Linked DNA regions of Homo sapiens: regions 1 and 3 are each linked to region 2. Evidence: chromatin contacts called from ENCODE Hi-C or POLR2A ChIA-PET data. All regions are on one chromosome and are shown on one strand. The core of a region is the stretch at or near the end of the contact, and the rest is flanking DNA. Distances in the headings are between cores, read along the strand shown.

Region 1 (3,015 bases), core at 187-2,686, 260 kb before region 2:
GAGATAAATTAAATTGACATGTAATTCAGCATTTTCAGCATCATGAAAAACATAAATGTTGTACAATGTTTTTCCTAAAAAACTTGTTAAATACAAGTATCCTTAATATGTTTTTAAAAGAGCACAATGCAGGTGTATTTGAGTCTCTTCAAGAAAATAATAAAAACATTAATGCTGTATTAGGTTAACTGGATATCAACTAAGTCTTGTTAACAGTTTAAAGTATCATAACTTTTTTTAACCTCTGAAAATTAAAAATAAAATTTATTTCTGCAATTTCAAAAAAGAAAAAGGAAAAAAACAAAAAGACTAGCACTGATATTTTTTGTATAAGAGTAAAAACAAAACCTGCTCTTATAACTTTTTACTAGTGGTTTAATAATGCCGTTCTCCTTGACATATATGACACCTTACCAAAAACTTGCATAAACGTTCTCCCATGTATTCTAACCATCAACAAATTCAGTAAGATCTCTTTCTGTAACCTCAACTGCTATGGTATGAATGTGTTCCCCAAAATCCATGTGCTGGAAATTTAATTTCCAATGCAACAGTGGTGGGAGATTTGGCCTTTTGAGAGGTGTTTAAGTCATGAAAGCTCTGTTCTCATGAATGGATTAATGTCACTATAAAAAGGGCTTACAGGAATGGATTTCTTCTCTATTGCCCTTCCACCTTCTGCCACGTGAGGAAACACCAAGAAAGCCCTCATCAGATGCTGGTACCTTGATCTTGGGCTTCTGAGCCCCAAGAACTCTAAGAAATAAACCTTGATTCCTTATAAATTACCCAGTTTCGAGTATTCTGTCATAGCAGCACAAAACGGACGAACAAACCAATCAACCAACAAATTTATCTAAAAAAATTTTTTATTTTAAATGCCTTTTAAAAATTTAGATGCTTGGCAGGTGCAGTGGCTCACAACTGTAATCCCGATAGTTTGAAGTCTGAGGCAGGATTGCTTGAGCCCAGGGGTTCGAGACCAAACTGGGAAACACTGTAAAATCCCACCTCTACAAAAAGTTTAAAAATAAAAATTAAGCTGGCCGCGGTGGCTCACACCTATAATCTCAGCACTTTGGGAAGCCGAGGCAGGTGGATCACTTGAGGCCAGGAGTTTGGGACCAGCCTGGCCAACATGGTGAAACACCATCTCTACTAAAAATACAAAAAATTAGCTGGGCATGGTGGCAGGCGCCTGTAATCCCAGCTACTCAGGAAACTGAAGCAGGAGAATCACTTGAACCTGGGAGTCGGAGGTTGCAGTGAGTCACTGCACTCCAGCCTGGGCAGCAAGAGTGAAACTCTGTCTCAAAAAATAAATAAATAAAAGTTTAAAAATAAATAAAAATAAAAATTAGCCAGGCATCGTGGCCCATGCCTGTAGTCCCAACTACTCAGGAGGCTGAGGCAGGAGAATCACTTGACCCTAGCAGGTTGACACTGCGGTGAGCCAAGGTTGCACCACTGCACTCCAGCCTGGGTGACAGAGCAAGATCCTGTCTCAAAAACAAAAACAAAAAAAAGTAAGGCTGTCTATAATTTTTGTAAGACAAATTCAAGATAAGAAAAAAATTTGACGTCACTATTTTTAAGGTATCTTAAATTCTTTACAAATTAACACAAAAGAGATGATAAAAATGCTTAACTATTCAAGATGAAATTCAGCTCCGAATTTGTTCAGGCAAAGTATTTAATGTGTTCTTTTACTTCTCTCTTAAGGATGCTCTTGAGAGTAAGCTAAGACTGCCAATATACTGCTCAAGTCTCATGAAATTTCAAAACTTTTATTTTAAAACCTCTTAACATTACTCATATACCCTTCAAAAGACACTAGATGGCATTAGAAACAAGTTCCTCTTACAAAAAGAAAAACTAAGAGTGAAAAGGACAGCAATTCTCAAGTGAATGCACTTTATCTAAACTCCTACAGTTCTTATCTAAGTTGAATACTTCACTGTCTAACATTATCTATCCTTTCACATGTAATTTTTTCATGTTCCCCTACATTCCTTTTATTTCTCTTTACTCTCTCCCATGGTGATTTAATCCACAGCTTCCAAGTCCACATCTATAGCCCTAAACTGCTGTACTTTACTCTGGACATCTAACTCTTGAAAGGATACCTAAAAAGTGATATCCACATGCAAAAAAATAAACTCTTGCCTCACACTGAATATAAAAACTGACTCAAAATGGGTCGATGAAGTAAATATAAGAAGTAAAACCATAAAATTCATAGAAGAAAACACAGAAGTAAATCATGACCTTGGAGCTGGCAATGGATTCTTAGATATGAAACCAAAAGCATAAGCAATAACAGAAAAACACAGATAAGTTAGACTTCATCAAGGGCATTTTTAAACTTCAAAGGACATTACCAACAAACTAAAAAGACAACACACAGAACAGGAAAAAAATTTGGAAATCATATAACTAAGGGTCTAATACCCAGAATATATAACAAACTTAAAACAACAAAAAAATTCAATTAAAAAAAATGGGCAAAGGACTTGTATAGACATTTTTCCAAAGAAGATATATAAATGGTCAAAAAACACATGAAAAGATGCTCAACATCATTAGTCATTACAGAACTACAAATCAAAACCACAATGAGGTACCACTTCATACTCACCAGGATAGTATAACTAAACAATAATTTTTTAAATGGAATATAACAAGTTGACAAAGATATAGAGAAACTGAAACCTTCAGTACATTGCTAGTGGAACTGTAAAATGGTAAGCTATTACAGAAAACAGTTTGGTTATTCCTCAAAAAGTTGAATTACCGTATTTCTTTGTGATTCCACCCCAGGTATATCCCCAAAAGAACTGAAGACAGGTACTCAAGTACATGTATACATATAGTTCATAGCAGCACTATTCACAGTATCCAAAAGGTGGAAACAGCCCAGTGTCCATCAATGGATAAAAAGTTGTGTTGGACACATACAACGAGATATTATTCAACCAAAAGAAGGAATAAAGTACCAATATATGCTAGAATGTG
Region 2 (3,144 bases), core at 543-3,042:
CTTGTATCTACAAAAAATTGGCCAGGTGTAGTGGCACACCTGTAGTCCCAAGCTACTAGGGAAGATCAGTTGTGCCCAGGAGTTCGAGGTTGCAGTGAGCTATGATCACAACACTACACTCCAGTCTGGATGTGAGATCCAGACCCTGTCTGCAAAAACAAAACAAAAACACACAGCTGTCAGTGAAATACTGACTGCTAGAGCTGTCTAGGAAACATTATAAAAAGCAGCTCTTTTTATAATAGCTATAGCACGACTCCCAAGCCCAATCTATACTGCTTATATCGAATCAATGGGGAAAGAGGCAGGTAATGGGAGTTTGAAATTAAAATTGTATTTCCCATGAGTTCCCAAATGATTCTCAGGGTGACTTGAGAACCACTGCTCTACAAGAACGCAGAGAGAAAAGGTGGTAAGCAGAGATATACGTAAATCTCTAACTATAAACAAACAAAGACATAATCATGACAGAGTGTAAGCCTATAGAATATCAATTTAAAAAACTTCACAGCAACCATTCCTTTTACAGGGAAGGCAACTAACCTCTAAAGCGCACAAGATTAGAAAAAAAAATAGAACCAGATGCCTAAAAAAATATGGCAAGATTGGGAAATCAGACCTACTGTATGGGAAACAGCACTTGTTTCCTTGAACTCGTGTAGTGTTTCCCTCCACTGTTCAAAAAACAGATTACGCCTGAGTGGCACTGTGCCGCTTTCAAAACAATCCTATCTTGTTTCCCTCCAGTCCTTCTCCACTTCGTGCATACTACTGCCGATTCACCTAGCAACCAAACAGTGCTGGTGAGAGCTCCAGACAGCGCTTCCTGAAGACGCTTTACGTCCGGTAATGTTCCCCCCAAACAGACACCACCTCCAAAGTCTAAAGAACGACAATCCTCCCCACCACAGGCAGGGGCTCACGGAGTCGCGGGGAGCGATAACTATCTCCCAGCACAAGACGTGAGCGAGGTGTCGGGGGGAACTAGCCTCGCCGGCCCCACGGAGATAGTCCAAAGCTCCTGCTGGAGCCGCAGCGGCCCCAAACAATGGAGTTTTCCCGCCTCCTCAAGGCCCCGCCCCCTGCCCCAGGGCCGGCGAGGGAAGCGAACGCACGCGCGCAAAACCCCGCCCTCAGCAAGGCCCCGCCCACCCCGACCCCTCAGGTCCAGCCTCCTTCCTCGTGCAAGGTTTTTTTTCCCTTTTGGCGCCAAATCTTCGTTGGTTATATTCCCGGGTTATCCAGGGGTTCTACCAGAGGCACACGCTGGGGACAGAAGGGGCGTGAAGGCCAACCCGCGCGCCAGGGCCCCGCCTCCCGGCCAACCGCCCCGGGCTGGGGGAGGAAGGAGAGGGGCAGGCGAAGGATACAGCCGCCGCTGCCCCCGGCAAGATGGCGGCCGCGAAAAGCGGGGCAGGGGGCGCCAGCCGACCGCCGTTACCGCTGCTGCGCGAGGCTCTCAGCAAAAGAAGGACTGCTCCAGTGACCAGGCCTTCCCGAACAGCGACAGCTGCTCTTGGGAAGGCAAGTACTCCCGCCCACCGGTCTGCCCCTTCTCCGGAGCCCCCGTCCATTAGCCCTCCCCGCGGACTGGCCAGTGCCTTAAGCTTTCCACAGTCCCGCTTACTTGTCGGCAGAAACCAGCTCCGCGGCGACGGCGGCAGTGGCTGTGGACTCCATGGCCATCGTTCCCCTGAGGTGGCGAACCAGCGAACGGAATAGAGCCTGCGAGAAAAACAGGCAATTTGGGACGCCAGAGACTCACTCAGGGACAGAAAATGGCAGATTAGAGACCCCGCGCGGCCGGGGCCCTTTTATATACGAGGACCCTTCGCCCCGCCCATCCACTTCCGGATCCTCCCCCTCGGGTTTAAAGGGCCAGGACTCACCACCCATACCCTCCGTCCCCCGCCGGCCTACCACTATCTAGACACCTCCTGCCCTCTCCATATGGCTCCGCGGGATTGTTTCCCTCCCTAGCCCGACTTCTCCAATAAACAGCAACTTCCTGCTTCTCCAGCAAGTCGCATAAGAAGAACTGGAATCTTGACACTACAACTCCTGACAGGACGCCCCTGCGGCATCCAGAGACAGGGAAGCCAGTGCTGCTCTGCATGTTCAGGGCGAGTAGCTGAGAGTCTCCTTCCGGCCTGGATACTGAGGAAGGTGACTTAGACTTTCTCTCCGTCCTCTGAGTCGTAACGGACGGACACGCAAGGGCCGAGGACGGGTACAAGCAGCAGCGACTAGAACTGATCTGGGTGAGATCTAGGCCTCAGCAACAACTGACGCAAAAAGATTTTGTTCTAGGATTGGCTACAGCTGAAACTACCGCGCTTGATTCAAAGCTCGGGGCTTGCAGCGGGAGGCAGCTGGCTCCTCCCTCTGAACCCGCCCCCTTTGGCTGGCCCAATCCGCTGATCCCATCCTCTTAGGCCCTGCCCAGACTCCAAATCTACCAGAATTAATGCTCCCAGCGCTGTTTGTCCACTCCTGCCTATGATTTGCTGTGTGACTACTACTCGTGGGGGTACCGTGATTAGACGCTTTAAAGCTATTAGCTATCTTGTTTAATATTAACAATGCTACTAGTGAGATCAGTGTTAGTCTGTTTCTTAGAAAAATAAACCAAGGGGCCGGACGCGGTGGCTCACGCCTGTAATCCCAGCACTTTGGGAGGCCTAGGCTGGTGGATCACGAGGTCAGGAGTTCAAGACCAGCCTGGCCAAGATGGTGAGACCCCCCCGTCTCTACTAAAAAATACAAAAATTAGCCGGGCGTGGTGGCGGGCGCCTGTAATCCCAGCTACTCGGGAGGCTGAGGTAGGAGAATACTAGAACCCGGAAGGCAGAGGTTGCAGTGAGCCGAGAGCTCGCCACTGCACTCCAGCCTGGGCAACAGAGCGAAACTCCGTCTCAAAAATAAATAAATAAATAGGCCAAGGTTCCAACCTGGCCAACATGGTGAAACCCCGTCTCTACTAAAAATACGAAAATTAGCCAGGTGTGGTGGCAGGCTCCTGTAATCCCAGCTACTCGGGAGGCTAAGGCAGGAGAATCACTTGAACCCGGGAGGCAAAGGTTGCAGTGAGCCGAGATCTCGCCACTGCACTGCAGCCTGGGCAACAGAGCGAGACTCCGTCTC
Region 3 (3,131 bases), core at 17-2,516, 350 kb before region 2:
TCACTTGAAAAGTTCTGGGAATGACTGAATAGGGGTGAATAAGGCTGAAAGCTTATGAAATAAAAAGCATCCCTTTTACTCTACCCCGTGCTGCGAAGTGTTCTATTGCCTATGTGGGCATCTTCTCCTGCTCAGAGGGCCTAGTATGCAGTTGAATGTATGAATGAATGAATGAATGAATGCATCTATCTCAATTTCCCAGGACAGGAAACTGATTCCCTTCACATAAGATAAACAAAACAAAACAAAACAAAACAAAACAAAACAAAAAAAACAAAAAACAGGCCAGGCGCGGTGGCTCACATCTGTAATCCCAGCACTTTGGGAGGCCAAGGCGGGTAGATCATGAGGTCAGGAGTTCAAGATCAGCCTGGCCAAGATGGTGAAACCCCGTCTCTACTAAAAATACAAAAAAAATTAGCCAGGCGTGGTGGTGGGTGCCTGTAATCTCAGCTACTGGGGAGACTGAGGCAGAGAATTGCTTAAACCTGGAGGCGGAGGATGCAGTGAGCTGAGATCGCGCACTCCAGCCTGGGCGACAGAGAAATTCCATCCCCCCTCAAAACAAACTTCATCCTTTAGGAATATTTTAATATGACTTTTTACTTGGCTACATTGAGATACCATTTTTTAGCTCTCAGATTAGCAAAAATTCAAAAGCTTGACAATCATATTGTTGGCAAGGCTGTGTGCAAATAGACATTATCTTAAACTGCTGATGGAAATGTAAAATAGTATAACCATAGACTGTGAAGGGAAACTGGACAATATCTAATAAAACTACATATACATTTAATTTTTGACTCAGCTATCCCAGTTCTAGTAATTTATCCTGAAGATAGCCCTCCAAAAAAAAAAATCCATCTATTTACACACACATATGTATATATTAACAAACAAAGCCATGAAAATTAATTCTTCTGTGTCAAGGATCTATTATTGTAAATTAATCGTTTCTCTGACTACTCCAGTATGCTAGTTTCTTAACAGCAGGACTCTCTAGCCCTAAGCCCATCCTATCTACCAAAATGAGGCCATCAGGATCAGCAATGGCTCCTCCTCTTGTGGCATCTAGGGACATGAAAGAAAAGCTGCTGCCTTCTAGATGCATTCTCACCTCTCAGAGTCCCAGAGTCTACATAACAAGCATGACTACTACAGATAATTCCTCTTTCTACGTGGGCCAGAAGAGGAAGCCAAGGTTTTCCTCAGCTGAGCAATCAGTTAGCTATGTAAATGGCAAACTCCAAGGGGCTTCACCACCAACAACTCCCCCCCTGCTGCTCTGGGCAAACAATCTTCACAACGAAGCAGTAATAAGCAGGTATGAAACACTGACCAAGGAACTGAGGACACTCAGGCTTTAGGCTGAAGACTCAGGAAAGAGTCTAAGCTGAGTCAATGCGAATAAGGGTAATTATCTGTACTTCAGGGTAAAAAAAAACAGATAATGAGGAGAAAATTCTTTTGTGTAAGTACTGTAGTTAATAAAGGGAAGGAGAATCATCTTTTGCAAACTCCTAAGAAAATAATGAATCTAGGTGATAATTATCAATGGCCACTACTAACAAAACAAGGGAGAGACTTGACATTACCCGCCTCCTGACAGATATACACTGAACCAACTGTTAAGTATTCTTCCCACCCCCTCAACCCAACCAAACCACAATCAGGTCAAGCCCCCAGTTTATAGGAAATACAGAGCTCATAAGAACATGTCAGAAAAAAACCTCTGAAGGATGCAATCAGCAAAATCCAGAATGTGGGAAAGTCTACAAGAACAAACAACTCGGTTTCTGCAACAAATAAATTGCAAGGAAAAAAAAAAAGGTGAGAACACCCTAGATTAAAATAAACTTTGCAGTACAGCCTGGGCAACACGGCAAGACCCTATCTCTACAAAAAATAGAAAAAATTAGCCAGGCTTCTGGTGCATGTCTGTAGTCCCAACTACTTGGGAGGCTGAGGTTGGAGGATTGTTTGAGCCTGGAGTTCAAGGTTGCAGTGAGCTGTGATTGTGCCACTGCACTCCAGCCTGGGCAATAGAGAGAGACTCTGTCTCAAAAGGAAAAAAAGAAAAGAAAAAAAAAAAAAGAAAGAGTGATCAGACATCCCAATTATTTTATTTAACAGGTTTATGTCTGTTGTCCCAGTAATATTAACAATCCTCTTTCATTATATAAAATTTCCTAGTTTAGACACTAAATTGTATCACCACCCTACTTAAGAGATGTATTAACCAAATACACTGTGCTGACATAGTTTGGCTACTGATTCCAAAAAACCAACTGCAAAAAAAATTTGAACATAAACTGGATATTTGATTACATTGATAAACTATTGTTTTAGGTGTGGTAATAATACTGTGATTACATTTTTCAGGAGTCCTTACATTTAGAGATACAAATATGTATAGATGAAATGACATAAAATTTGAGATTTGCTTCAAAATAAGCAAGAGAGACAGAGAAAGAAAATAGGTGGGGATGTAGATGAGATAGTATACCATGAGCTGACAATGTAGACGATACTGGGGATGTAGTATGAGTCTTTCTACTTTTGAACATTTTTGAGATTTTTCCATAACACAATGTAAAATTTAGTAAATAAAATTTTCCTAGTTCTAGAAACAGAAGTATCCTAGAAAGCTTCAGCTTCCTGCTCTTAGGCAAGTATTGCAGGAAGTCAGGGACCCCAAACAGAGGGACCGGCTGAAGCCATGGCAGAAGAACATGGATTGTGAAGATTTTATGGACATTTATTAGTTCCCCAAATTAATACTTTTGTAATTTCTTATGCCTGTCTTTACTGCAATCTCTAAACATAAATTGTAAAGATTTCATGGACACTTATCACTTCCCCAATCAATACCCCTGTGCTTTCCTATGCCTGTCTTTATACTTTAATCTCTTAATCCTGTCAGCTGAAAAGGATGCATGTCGCTTCAGGACCATGTGATAACTGTGTTAACTGCACAAATTATACAGCATGTGTTTGAGCAATATGAAATCTGAGCACCTTGAAAAAAGAACAGGATAACAGCAATTGTTCAGGGAATAAGAGAGAGAACCTTAAACTCTGACCGCCGGTGAGTCAGGCAGAACAGAGCCGTATTTCTCTTCTTTCAAAAG

What was found. A loop is a pair of places that touch in the nucleus more often than their neighbours do. ChIA-PET counts read pairs that join two places held with the same protein, here RNA polymerase II (POLR2A). Pooled maps may share reads with other maps.
Region 1: a loop to region 2 is called in a map of OCI-LY7, with 3 times the contacts of the local background. The contact joins the enhancer-like site here to the promoter of NASP in region 2. A Hi-C loop is called at or near these places in 2 of 168 maps with a recorded cell type or tissue (OCI-LY7 and naive thymus-derived CD4-positive, alpha-beta T cell), 14 of 37 single-sample maps with no recorded cell type and 12 of 50 pooled maps. POLR2A ChIA-PET finds 5 or more read pairs at or near these places in 2 of 52 experiments (AG04450 and HEK293).
Region 3: a loop to region 2 is called in a pooled map, with 2.2 times the contacts of the local background. The contact joins the enhancer-like site here to the promoter of NASP in region 2. A Hi-C loop is called at or near these places in 1 of 50 pooled maps. POLR2A ChIA-PET finds 5 or more read pairs at or near these places in 4 of 52 experiments (GM12878, H1, HEK293 and 1 more).

Annotation. Positions count from the first base shown.
Region 1 is chr1:45,842,609-45,845,623 of GRCh38, reverse strand. The region is part of intron 3 of MAST2 (microtubule associated serine/threonine kinase 2); the gene reads right to left. It also overlaps the pseudogene TMA16P2. Among named protein-coding and RNA genes, the nearest start is that of MAST2, 41 kb to the right of the region's middle. Within about 2 kb of position 1,436, at least 3 of the 41 ENCODE cell types and tissues checked have a DNase peak (open chromatin) inside an H3K27ac peak, as active enhancers do; they include OCI-LY7, where a contact is called at or near this core.
Region 2 is chr1:45,582,689-45,585,832 of GRCh38, reverse strand. NASP (nuclear autoantigenic sperm protein) reads right to left here and starts at 1,792. Exons shown (of 15, transcript NM_002482.4): 1 at 1,628-1,792. The coding sequence starts at 1,686. RefSeq lists silencers at 1,097-1,396, 2,307-2,366 and enhancers at 1,897-2,206, 2,657-2,716, 3,127-3,144.
Region 3 is chr1:45,927,531-45,930,661 of GRCh38, reverse strand. All of the region lies in intron 4 of MAST2 (microtubule associated serine/threonine kinase 2), which reads right to left. Among named protein-coding and RNA genes, the nearest start is that of MAST2, 130 kb to the right of the region's middle. RefSeq lists an enhancer at 2,773-3,131. Within about 2 kb of position 1,266, at least 5 of the 41 ENCODE cell types and tissues checked have a DNase peak (open chromatin) inside an H3K27ac peak, as active enhancers do.